3 separate regions of the Homo sapiens genome follow, and regions 1 and 3 are each linked to region 2. A link is a contact called in ENCODE Hi-C or POLR2A ChIA-PET data. All regions are on one chromosome and are shown on one strand. Each heading gives the region's core, a stretch centred on a gene start or an enhancer-like site at or near the end of the contact. The rest is flanking DNA. Distances are from core to core; before and after follow the strand shown. Region 1 overlaps MACF1 (microtubule actin crosslinking factor 1). Region 2 holds the start of RRAGC (Ras related GTP binding C). Region 3 overlaps INPP5B (inositol polyphosphate-5-phosphatase B).

The links. A loop is a pair of places that touch in the nucleus more often than their neighbours do. ChIA-PET counts read pairs that join two places held with the same protein, here RNA polymerase II (POLR2A). Pooled maps may share reads with other maps.
Region 1: a map of CD8-positive, alpha-beta T cell shows a loop between it and region 2 (7-fold over the local background). The contact joins the enhancer-like site here to the promoter of RRAGC in region 2. A Hi-C loop is called at or near these places in 3 of 168 maps with a recorded cell type or tissue (CD4-positive, alpha-beta T cell, CD8-positive, alpha-beta T cell and naive thymus-derived CD4-positive, alpha-beta T cell), 3 of 37 single-sample maps with no recorded cell type and 11 of 50 pooled maps. POLR2A ChIA-PET finds 5 or more read pairs at or near these places in 1 of 52 experiments (K562).
Region 3: a loop to region 2 is called in a map of B cell, with 13 times the contacts of the local background. The contact joins the enhancer-like site here to the promoter of RRAGC in region 2. A Hi-C loop is called at or near these places in 3 of 168 maps with a recorded cell type or tissue (B cell, CD8-positive, alpha-beta T cell and naive thymus-derived CD4-positive, alpha-beta T cell), 2 of 37 single-sample maps with no recorded cell type and 9 of 50 pooled maps. POLR2A ChIA-PET finds 5 or more read pairs at or near these places in 3 of 52 experiments (GM12878, T-cell and endothelial cell of umbilical vein).

Annotation. Positions count from the first base shown.
Region 1 is chr1:39,404,306-39,408,224 of GRCh38, reverse strand. The region is part of intron 58 of MACF1 (microtubule actin crosslinking factor 1); the gene reads right to left. Among named protein-coding and RNA genes, the nearest start is that of BMP8A, 85 kb to the left of the region's middle. Within about 2 kb of position 2,669, at least 3 of the 41 ENCODE cell types and tissues checked have a DNase peak (open chromatin) inside an H3K27ac peak, as active enhancers do.
Region 2 is chr1:38,857,268-38,861,498 of GRCh38, reverse strand. RRAGC (Ras related GTP binding C) reads left to right here and starts at 1,727. Exons shown (of 7, transcript NM_022157.4): 1 at 1,727-2,089. The coding sequence starts at 1,853. It overlaps RRAGC-DT (RRAGC divergent transcript), which reads right to left and starts at 1,606. Exons shown (of 2, transcript NR_186075.1): 1 at 1,260-1,606. RefSeq lists an enhancer at 1,508-1,802 and a silencer at 1,438-2,197.
Region 3 is chr1:37,923,834-37,927,786 of GRCh38, reverse strand. All of the region lies in intron 7 of INPP5B (inositol polyphosphate-5-phosphatase B), which reads left to right. Among named protein-coding and RNA genes, the nearest start is that of INPP5B, 21 kb to the left of the region's middle. RefSeq lists an enhancer at 1,385-1,624. Within about 2 kb of position 1,767, at least 5 of the 41 ENCODE cell types and tissues checked have a DNase peak (open chromatin) inside an H3K27ac peak, as active enhancers do; they include B cell, CD8-positive, alpha-beta T cell and GM12878, where a contact is called at or near this core.

The DNA.
Region 1 (3,919 bases), core at 1,420-3,919, 550 kb before region 2:
TATCAATGACGGAAGAAAATGGGGTGTTGGGGGAGGTGGGGATGCCAACAGCTGAGCCCTACGACCAAACACCTGGGTCCTTTATAGTTGCGCACAGCCAAGGAAACCTGAGCCTCCTTGGACCAGATGAAAAGCATGGGTATTTCAAATCTCAAATAGAAAACACTAGAGAAAAGTCGCTCACAATCCCGTCGTCCACGGCCTTTGGCTTTTAGAAAAGCCACTTGGTCACCTGGTGACTGTTAAACAAAGAAAGTACAAAGGGCAACCCAGGAAACTGTCCACCAGAGGCAGCTGCATCTCTGAACGGGTCCAATACTCTGTTCTATTTGTGATGGCCATTCTCTGATTTTATGAAGGAAAAAAACATCTATTAAAATTCGGAATCTCTGTCGGACCATGTGGTCAATATATACCGCAAAACTTATGGAAAAGTTATTTCTATCCTTTACACAAACAGTAAGTGAAACCAACACCTGGTGTATGAAGATCTGGCACTGAAACCTTGAGCTGAGCCTTAGGCTTACTTAGGGAATCAGACTGGTCCTTGGCAAAAATGAGAAGTGCGCTGAAGCCTGTAATCGGAATTAGGCAACTAAAAGACCTTTCTCTGGTAAAATGCTTTACACTTCATTTCTCACTTCAACAACGGCTGCTGATCAATTCTACCCACTCAAATCCAAAAGACTCTGCCCATCTGTAAACTGAAAGGGGTGGGGAGGCCGACTAGGTTGTGTCTTGACACCCTTTCTAGTTTTAATATTTTTTAGTTCTAAAACTTTTAAAGGCACTGCCCCAGAATCCTGTGTCCTCTTGGTCGTATACTGCCAAGACACTAGAAACCCTGTCCTATGAAGAACAAACAGTGCAAGACCCAATAATGTCTGACCTAGAGAAAGTTCTAGGAGATGTAATTAGCATGAAGTATCTGAAGGGCTGAGACGTGGGAGGAAGGAAACTTGTTCTGGGTATCTCCTTAAGCTGGCACACTAAGATGTGAGATTTAAAACCAACAAAGAGCTTCTCACAGCTATTCAAAGAATAGAGTGTCCCCTAAACTGGTGACTTTCCTGACCCTGGAGGTGTTTGAGCAGAAATTCAAGCAATCACTTGGCAGAGATTTGGGAAAACAGATTTACAAATCTTCTGCAGTTTGTTCAGATGAATTTTAAAGTCCTTTCTAACTCTGATACACTGTAATCCTAAGGACTGACAGCTTACAGATCTGATACTTAACAGTTTAGGGAATCCAGGTTTTAATTTTCCTTTAATTATTCAGCACAACTGGAAAAACTCAGGGAAGGAAAGATCAATTTTACTAGCAAATATCCCTGGCCAAATACATTCACTTAAGTGTTCAGATATCATAACAGACTGTTTAGCATGCCAGGGCCCCTCTGGTTGGAAGAATCTGAGGAATTCTGGCTCTGGATGAAACATGGGTGGTTATTCTATTATAAAGAATGTTTTTTTTTTTTTTTTTTTTGAGTGAGACTCTGTCTCACTCTGTCGCCTAGACTGGAGTGCAGTGGCGCAATCTTGGCTCACTGCAATCTTTGCCTCCTGGGTTCAAGCGATTCTCCTGCCTCAGCCTCCCCAATAGCTGGGATTACAGGCATGCGCCACCGCACCCAGTTAATTTTTTGTATTTTTAGTAGAGATGGGTTTCACCCCTTGTTGGCCAGGCTGGTGACCTGACCTCAGGTGATCCACTCACCTCAGCCTCCCAAAGTGCTGGGATTACAGGCGTAGCTACTGTTCCCAGCCATAAAGAATTATCTTGATGTGGAATCACAAACTTCATGAACAGAAATTCCTTTACTGTTTCCTCACCAAGTCAGGTATCAACCAATCCAGACTTTTCTTAAATAATTCCCTCCCATGTCTATCTACCAATATTCTTACTACTCTCATCAGTGATCCATATAAATAAATAAATGGAGCATTCCTACGACTATGAAATTCAGATTCGAATTACTTATTATCTGCAGTCACACTCTCTCTAATTAGGGTGTTAGGAAAACAAATTTAAATACAACCTAAAGAGAAATTACATATAGTAATCTAATCCTCCCACCGCACCTCCAAAAAAACCCCAGAACCCAAAGCCAAAGAATACTTTCTGAGTGCTTTGCTCTTTTTAAAAAATCATCAGTATGTGTTTAGAAATAAATCAAGAGAGGAAGCACAAGTTCTCCTCCATGTCTTAATTTTTATCTGTTCATGAGTTTCTCCTTAGTTTAGGTATGTGAAACTCTGCCAATAGCCATCTCAGGGACTGAAATAAATACCTGATACAGCTTTCCACCTCTTGTTGCCCTGATAGCTACAAAAAAAAAAAAGCATCTGTTCATTTCACATGCTGTGTATAAACTTTTTAAAAGAGAAATACAGGGAGCTCCAGAGACCCTCTTCAGATATTTCCCCCACCCCTGTAACCACAAACATATGCACTGAAGCCAAATTTCAAATGAGTTTCCGGTTAATTGATTACAGAGTTCAAAGAATTCTCTACTCATTTTGAAATTCCCAAGTACAGAATTTGGTGTTAGATTTTCCTTCAGTGAACTTAGAAGAAAGAAAAATCCTGGCCCTTCCAGCTCCTTCCTGCAGTCTTCCTAATGAAAGACAGCCGGGTGGAGTCTCCTCACACCCTAACATAGCTCCCTTTCCAAGTTTTGGACCTGGCATCCTGCCCTTGTCTGCTCCAGACCTAAAATGCCAGCCCTCTGGGACAATCTGGAGACCCCAGATTCACACTTCCCTAGATTCTATGATGCCTTATCACCCACCTTGATGGGTGCTCTCTCTTGGAAGACTAATTCTGAGTAGAAGAGGATACAGAGGACTGGTTGGATCTTGCTCATTTTAAATCTACACAATGCCTTTCATCTTAGGATCTTTAGATTTTACAAGCATTATTTAGTAGCAAGTAGAAACTCCACAGTATTAGTCTGTACCTGTTGGGCATCAGTCACTGCCATCCTTTGGTACTTTTATTATTATAAACATGGCTACGGAGTGGCTCATAAAGCAACATAGCATGACACGAAGTTTGCTTTAAGTGGGATACTAAGGATTTTGATGCTATTTGAGCTCTCATGTACTCGTGAACCCATGAGAAAACTTTCCACACACTCTGCAGGAACTCTCATGACCCCTGTAAGCCCTTTCCTGCCTGTAGACTTTCCAAAAGACAGTGTATTAATCCCTCTTTTTAGACTAATGGTCACCAAAACCATGGTGATGACAAAATCATGGGGCTTTGCAAGTTAGAAAAGACCTGACAGAAGGGTGGGAAGAAGGAAGGCAGGAGGTATCAGAGAAGGCTTTATGGAGGGAATCACATTTACTCATTAGGATTTCAGATATACAGAGATGGCAAAGACAAATATTTCTAAGTAGAGAGCTGAAGGCAGGACTCTAAAGAAGCAAATTCTGGCTGGGCTCAATGGCTCACACCTGTAATTCCAATACTTTGAGAAGCTGAGGCAGGGGTATCCCTTGAGGCCAGGAGTTCAAGACTAGCCGAAGCAACATTGCAAGACACTCGTCTCTACAAAAAGTTAAAAAATTGGCCAGGCATGTGCATCTGTAGTCCTAGCTACTTGGGAGGTTGAGCTGAGAAAATCGTTCAGCCCAGGAGTTCAAGGTTACAATGAGCTGTAATTGTGTCATTGCACTCTAGCCTGGCGACAGAGTGAGATCCTGTCTCCAAATTTTTTTGTTGTTGTTGTTAATTTTTTTTTTTTTCCAGACAGGGTCTCACATTGTCACCCAGGCTGGGGTGCAGTGACACGATCTCGGTTCACTGCAACCTCCACCTCCCAGGTTTAAGTGATTCTCCTGCCTCAGCCTCCCAAGTAGCTGGGATGACAGGTGTGCACCACCATGCCCAGCTAATTTTTGTATTTTTAGT
Region 2 (4,231 bases), core at 478-2,977:
TAATGAATACTGCAATCTGGTATTTGAAGGGCTGTCATGAAAAAGGTGAAGACTATTCCTATTTTATTCTATTATAGGCTTCAGGGAGTGTGGTTTGGCTTTAAGACTTTTTTTTTTTTTTGAGACGGAGTCTCGCTCTGTCGCCAAGGCTGGAGTGCGGTGGCGCGATCTCGGCTCACTGCAAGCTCCGCCTCCTGGGTTCAAGCCATTCTCCTGCCTCAGCCTCCCGAGTAGCTGGGACTACAGGCGCCCGCCACCACGCCCGGCTAATTTTTTGTATTTTTTTAAGTAGAGATGGGGTTTCACCATGTTAGCCAGGATGGTCTCGATCTCCTGACCTCATGATCCGCCCGCCTCTGCCTCCCAAAGTGCTGGGATTACAAGCGTGAGCCACCGCGCGGCCGGCTTTAACAATTTTTAAACAAAGGTTTACCACAGTGGAGTTGGCTGCCTTTCGAGATGGTGAGCTCTTTTACCTTCGAACTATTTAAGTGCATTCTGCATGTCTATTAGACACTATAGAGTTGGTTCGTTTTAGGTGAGAGGTTGGGCTAGATGACCTCTAAGGGTGTATCCTACCTCTAACTTCTGGGTTCAGACAAAACCAAAGTCCCAGACCTGCCCGCATGTGCGAATTTTTCCTTCATAATCAAGAAGTCAGTCTCCTTGGAGGGCTGGGAGCACCCCCACTCCTGTACTTTAAAAAGTGTATAGGGCTGTGCTTTAAGAGGATCCTCTTCTCAAACTTCCAGTTCTAGAGCCTGATTATCAAAAATAAAAATTCCTCTAGATTTCTCGGACATATTTGGTGACAAGCATTTGCTTTTGTTTGCTTTCATTATTCAATACTTTGGTCTCTAATCTGAACGAGGTCATAGAAGAGGCAGTGTTCTATGGGGGATGGAATTCCTAGAGTAGACTTTGACAAGGCGGGAAGGAGGGCAAATTGAGTCCCGTTGGGTTTGAAGTGGCAGCAGTATCCACTATCGGCGACTTACTGAAGAAAGAAGATAAGATGTTCTAGCTTGGCTGCATCTGCTTTCCCATCAGGGTCCAGCTACCTGCTAGAACAAACTATCACGGTGACCCATGACTCTGCCTTGGTTGAGGTTTGCCCTCAGTGTGGCTGGCTCCCCCATACCTTTGCACATCCCAATCTATCCATCCACCTAGATCTGCTCAGACGCTTTCTCATTCAACTCCCGAGCATTATTTATCCGTGACCTTCCCACATAATATTTCGTAGCGAGGTTACTTACGCAGAGGTCCGATCTCTCTGTTCATCTTCAAGCAACCTGAAGGCAGGCAGGGTCTGCGTCGGATCCAGTTCTGTGCCCCTTGGTAGGCACCCAGGACACTGCAGGCATCAATAAATATCGGTTGGGCAAGTACAGTTGCAGGATGAGGACAATCAATTCTTCCTCAAATGCCGGGAGAGCATCTCCATAGCGGTGCTCTGGGAGCCCGGAAGAAGGCAGGGGAGCGGTGCAGACAGCGTTGTATGCGGGCCGGGGCGGAGGGCTGAGGGCCCGAGCCGGGGCTAGAGGCGCGGCCGGGCCGCCCTCCTCGTGACTCCTCCTCCCCCCTCCGCGGCTCTGAGTCAGGTGATTCCGGCACGTGACGGGGCACCACCTACCCTGCTGCTCTCGAGTAGCAGCTCGGGCGGCCAATAAGCGGCTGGGCTTCGGCTCGGGGCCTATGAGAGCCGGGCTCCGGGGGGCGGGCCGGACTGTGGCGGCTGCCGGGGGCGGTGGCGGTGGTGGCGGCGGCGGCGGAGGCGGACTGGGGAGGCGGCGGCCTGGCTCGGCCTGGCCTGGCCTGTCAGGGCGCGGGCGGCGGCGGCTCCAGCACCATGTCCCTGCAGTACGGGGCGGAGGAGACGCCCCTCGCCGGCAGTTACGGCGCGGCCGATTCGTTTCCAAAGGACTTCGGCTACGGCGTGGAGGAGGAGGAAGAGGAGGCGGCGGCGGCGGGCGGAGGGGTTGGGGCAGGGGCAGGCGGTGGCTGTGGTCCGGGGGGCGCTGACAGCTCCAAGCCGAGGATTCTGCTCATGGGACTCCGGCGCAGCGGCAAGTCCTCCATCCAGAAGGTGAGCAGGGCTGCGCCCAGTCCCCCGCCCCCTCCCCGGTTCTCAGGTGGCCGGTAGCGGGGACGCCCGGGAGGGCGGCGGCCGGGGCCCGCCTGCGCTCCGTCCCTCCGCACTTTCTCTTCCACTCTTGCGAGCGCACAGGCGCGGCCCGCGCGGGGACCCCGACCTCTGTGTCCACGCCCAAGTCAGCTGAAGCCAAGTGGAGCGCTGAAGGCGAAACTGGTTGCCGGGAGGCAGGTGCCCGGTGGCACCGCCCAAGACCTCCGCCCCCTGGGACCCAGCTCCTGTGTCATTTACGAAACTGAGACGTACTCTCCAGTTCTCACTTGGAGAACTTCGTGGACTCCCTCCCCTGGCCCGTTTTGATTTGTTCTCACTTCAGGTGACCTGAGTGTTTCGGGATTCCCAGCAGAGCCCCAGGGAGCAGCGTCAGGAAGAGTTGTGACTAAGACACTGGGCGTTGTAATTCTCGCTACTGATGTGAAGGAGACTTCGCTGTAGCATTACTGGGAATTGGGTAGTGAGATTGCACCCATTTCAGTAGTTGTGGCCTGGTGAATGTAATTACTGGTGCTGTTCCCCCTGTAGGGGTGTGTTTTTAAAAATCTGAGACTTTGAGAATATTTTGCAGACCTAGTCTGTTTGTTTTCACTTTTGGGCCTTCATGAACAAATGGAGGGCTGTACACGTTTGTTTGTTTATGTTTTTGAGACGGAGTCTCTCGCTCTGTCGCCCAGGCTGGAGAATGCAGTGGTGCAATCTCGGCTCACTGCAACCTCCACCTCCCTGGTTCAAGTAATTCTCCCGCCTCAGCCTCCCGAATAGCTGGGATTACAGGCGCGCGCCACCACGCCCGGCTAATTATTGTATTTTTAGTAGAGACGGGGTTTCACCATGTTGGCCAGGGTCATCTCGAACTGCTGACCTCAAGTGATCATCCGCCTTGGCCTCCCAAAGTGCTGGGATTACAGGTGTGAGTCACCACGCTGGCCTACACTGTTTAGTGAGGGTTAAATAGAGGCAAGGTTGACTTCCTCCATCAGCCAAACCCATTATACGCGGAGTGAGCTGGTAATAAAACTAGTATCAGCAGGCACCTGGTCTTTTCACCTCTCCACTCTGTTGCAAAGGCCTATCCAAAATAAATCTGTGATTTTTTTTTCTTTCTGAATCTGTGATATTTTGTAGATGGGATCTTTTTAAAAAGCAGCGTTCTTCCAGGTTTGCTGGAGTACTGTGTTTTATTTACCTTGATTTTCACCTCTACAGCAAAACTTGGGTACGTTGACTGTAGGTTTTTAGTAAACTAATTTCAGTTATTCACATTTGTTACTGAGAAAACCTTGAGAGTAATTGTTCACTTTTCTCTTCTAGACAGTAAGAGGCAAAGTAGTTTTATGTTAGAACTGTGTAGGTTGTGATTATTGTGATCCTTTTTTTTTTGTTTGTTTGTTATGGAGTCTTGCTCATCGCCCAGGCTGGAGGGCAGTGGTGTGATCTTCACTCACTGCAGCCTCCACCTCCTGGGTTCAAGTGATTCTCCTGCCTCAGCTTCCCAAGTAGCTGGGACTACAGGCGTGCACCACCACGCCCGACTAATTTTGGTATTTTTAGTGGGGATGGGGTTTCACCATATTGGTCAGGCTGGTCTCGAACTCCTGACCTCAAGTGATCCGCCCGCCTCGGCCGCCTAAAGTGCTGGGATTGAAGGCGTGAGCCACCGCACCCGGGCCGATTATTGTGACTCTTAACAATTGCCTTTACGTTTCTTTTCTCATGAGAGCTATCTTTTCCCTGTCAGTCCCCGTGGCCTCCCCCTGGACGTTTTCACTTTCTACTTGGTATAGTTACTGCCCTTCTTAGACTGCAAAGTCAGTGAGGGCAGAGTCCAGTCTGTTTCACTTTTTAAATTACTCCTCAGAGCCTGAGGTAGGCATTCAAGTAATTTTTGAATAAACCAGACTTCTTAAGCTTTAGCTGTAAGACTTTTATAATCTTAAAGCAGATTTTGGTAGAATTAATGTTAGCTTTCCCCCAGAAAAACTAATGGAGGTGATAGAGATTGCTACTATTAGTACTGAGTATGGTGCATAGAACATAGGAGAAAAGATTTAGCTCCAAAATAGATTTAATGGAAATTAA
Region 3 (3,953 bases), core at 518-3,017, 930 kb after region 2:
GGAGGGCGGATCACGAGGTCAGGAGATTGAGACCATCCTGGCTAACATGGTGAAACCCCGTCTCTACTAAAAATACAAAAAAATTAGCCGGGCATGGTGGTGGGCGCCTGTAGTCCCAGCTACTCGGGAGGCTGAGGCAGGAGAATGGCGTGAACTTGGGAGGCAGAGCTTGCAGTGAGCTGAGATTGCGCCACTGGACTCCAGCCTTGGTGACAGAGCGAGACTCTGTCTCAAAAAAAAAAAAAAAGAAAGAAAAAGAAAAATGAAATGGAGCTAGTTTCAGACTGGAATCCACGTCTTCAGGTTCAGACCAGTGTCTAGGAGGTAACTTGTGGTGTTGAAGTCAGGTAATGCTTTTGGTTGAGTGGCAGCTTGTTCACGTGATTCTCTTGCCAAGCCCAGCTTGCACTGACTTTAGATTGGTAGTTGAATCGGTAGATTGGTAGGAGTCTTTCTGCTCCTGCACTTATTTAACTGCTCCTTTTTTTTTTTGAGACGGAGTCTTGCTGTGTCACCAGGCTAGGAGTGCAGTGGCACGATCTTGGCTCACTGCAACTTCCACCTCCCGGGTTCAAGTAATTCTCCTGCCTTAGCCTCTCTAGTAGCTGGGACTACATACATGCACCTGCACGCCACCACACCCAGCTAATTTTTGTATTTTTAGTAGGGATGGTGTTTCACCTTGTTGGCCAGGATGGTCTCCATCTCCTGACCTTGTGATCTGCCCGCCTGGGCCTCCCAAAGTGCTGAGATTACAGGCGTGAGCCACCGCGCCTGGCCTCACTGTTCTTAACATCTTTTTTCTTTTCTTTTTTTTTCTTCCTAACCACTAGATGACCAGGGATGCTGTTAACTTCCTTTTGCAGCTTTTTCTTTCCTTAAAAAGAGTGAAGTCTGATTTGGGAGAAATACCTCATTATTTCCATCTAGCAACTGAAGTTGCTCTTATTCAGAAAACCCCATTGAGGATCCTGTACAGGGCCCAGTACTTATCCAAGTCAGTCTGTAAAATGTTCACCTGCATTGCATCCTGGGTACATGCAAAACCTGGAGCTGTGTTCTGGAGGGTTTTGAACTATGCACTAAAAAGGAAATGGCTACTCAGAAGTCCCACAGGGGCCATTCTGGGCTATTTTAACAAAGCAGTAATAGCAAATACATTTTGTTTTTTTTTAATCCAAAGTTGATTAGAAATGAGCCAGCTTCGCCGGGTGTGGTGGCTCAAGCCTGTAATCCCAGCACTTTCAGAGGCCGAGGTGGGCGGATCACAAGGTCAGGAGTTCAAGACCATCCTGGCCAACGTGGTGAAACCCCATCTCTACTAAAATATAAAAAATTAGCTGGGCGTGGTGGCGTGCGCCTGTATCCCAGCTACTTGAGAGGCTGAAGCAATCACTTGAACCTGGGAGGCGGAGGTTGCAGTGGGCTGAGATCACGCCACTGCATGCCAGCCTGACGACAGTGAGACTCCGTCTCAAAAAAAAAAAGAAATGAACCAGCTTTGTAGTAACTCAAATTTACAAGGGGATGTGTTTAAGTATTTTTTCTTCTGGACCCAGGAAACAAAGTATTAAAGTCTGTCATGCCAGTGAAAGGAAATGAATGCTATTTATATCTCAGGGTAACATAAAGGGTAACCTAGTTTACCAGAGTAGAAGCCAGAGAGCATGTTAGCAAAATAGCCCCCGGGGTGGTTTTCTCTCTCACTCTCTCTTTCATCTTGTTTTGTCAGTACTAATAGGTAAAACTTGTGTGACCAACATATCCTTTTAGCATGGAGAAAATAAATTTGCTTTTGTTTATCTTAGAGAACAAATATTGCCCATCATTTCCACCGTTGTGGGAAGCTCTGCAGGCTCCTAAGTAACTTATTTTAAGTCACTTTGTTTCCTTAAACAAAAGAGAACTGTATTCGTTTTTCTTCTTCCTTTTGTTGTTCCCCTCTCCATTTTCCTTCTTTGGGCCATTTAATCCAGTTTTATGTTTCTAGTACAAGAGAACCCCCTAAAGATTCTTTTTTTCTTCTGAAAACAGTTTGTTTTGGAATTCTGCAGTTATTGTTGAGAGCAAGTGAGGTGACCCACAAACACTCAGTTAGAAGTGGAGCTTTGAACAGAAAAATCCTCAGGGAGGGACAGTTCAGGAAGAGGGAGGCATCAATATATTTATTAGAGGAAAGATACTGTACTGTTGGAGGATAGATGCTAGCTGACTTGCATGTTTTTCTTTGCTACTTAAAATATACTGTTAGCCCGGCACAGTGGTGCGCACCTGTAGTCCCAGCTACTCGGAGGCTGAGGCAGGAGTCTTGCTTGAGGAGTTCCAGACCAGCCTGGGCAACATAGTGATATCTCTAAATTTAAATAGATAAATATATAAAATAAATTACGCTCTAACAGTTTTGTTATTGGTGATCCATACATGAACTGAAGCTAGCAAATATGAATGAGAAGAGACTTTCTTTCTTGGAATGCCAATGATGAGAATTTAAACAAAGTGGATGTCAAGAGGCCTGGACATTTTTCTTTTTCTTTTCTTCATGGTTCCTTGGTGCACTATTACTTTCTCTTTTTGTTTTTATTTATTTTTATTTTTATTTTATTTTATTTTTTTGAGACGGAGTCTCACTCTGTCACCCAGGCTGGAGTGCAGTGGTGTGATCTCTGCTCACTGCAGCCTCCACCTCCTGGGTTTAAGCAGTTCTCCTGCCTCAGCCTCCCAAGTAGCTGAGATTACAGGCATGTGCTAACATGTCTGGCTACTCTTTGTATTTTCAGTAAAGACGGGGTTTCAACATGTTGGCCAGGCTGATCTTGAACTCCTGATTTCAGGTGATCTGCCCACCTTGGCCTCCCAAAGTGCTGGGATTATAGGCGTGAGCCATCATGCCTGGACTAATTTTTATATTTTTAGTAGAGACAGGGTTTCACCATGTTGGCCAGGCTGGTCTTGAACTCCTGACCTCAAGTGATTCAGCCTGCCTTGGCCTCCCAAAGTGCTGGCATTACAGGTGTGAGCCACCATGCGCAGCCTCTTTTTGTTTTTAGAGACGAGATCTCCCTGTGTTGCCCAGGCCGGTCTCAAACTCCTGACCTCAAGTGATCTTCCCGCCTCTGCCTCCCAAAGTGCTGGGATTACAGGCATGAGCCACCGCGCTTGACCTCTTTGTACGATATTAAACGTGTGTCTCAACTTTCCTCTTATGTCTTTAAAATGGGAGTGAATGTTTGCCTCCTGGAAAGTCACACAGGACTTAAGCAATGCTAATTATTTAGACGTGCTTTCATTTGGGAAATACAATTAGAAATGGGAAATGCTGGCCAGCAGCGGTGGCTCATGCCTGTAATCCCAGCACTTTGGGAGGCTGAGGTGGGCGGGTCACTTGAGGCCAGGAGTTTGAGATCAGCCTGGTCAACATGGCGAAACCCTGTTTCTACTAAAAATACAAAAATTAGCCCGGCAGGGTGGCACATGCCTGTAGTCCCAGCTAGTCAAGAGGCTGAGGTACGAGAATCGCTTGAACCCCAGAGGTGGAGGTTGCAGTGAGCCGAGATCACGCCACTGCACTCCAGCCTGGGCAAGAGCGAGACTCTGTCTCAAAAAAAAAAAAGAAAAAGAAATGGTAAATGCTCACCTCTGAGAACTGAGAACCTGGCTGCTGTCTTCAGGGTCTATCCTAGGGGGATTTCTTCCTGATAAGAACTGCATTGGCTGGGCACAGTGGCTCAGGCCTGTAATCTCAGCACTTTGGGAGGCTGAGGCAGGTGGATCACCTGAGGTCAGGAGTTTGAGACCAGCCTGGCCAACATGGTGAAAACCTGTCTTTACTAAAAATACAAAAATTAGCCAGGTGTGGTGGCTTGCGTCTGTAATCTGCGTGCCACTTGGGAAGCTGAGACAGAAGAATCACTTGAACCCTGGAGGCAGAGGTTGCAGTGAGCAGAGATCACGCC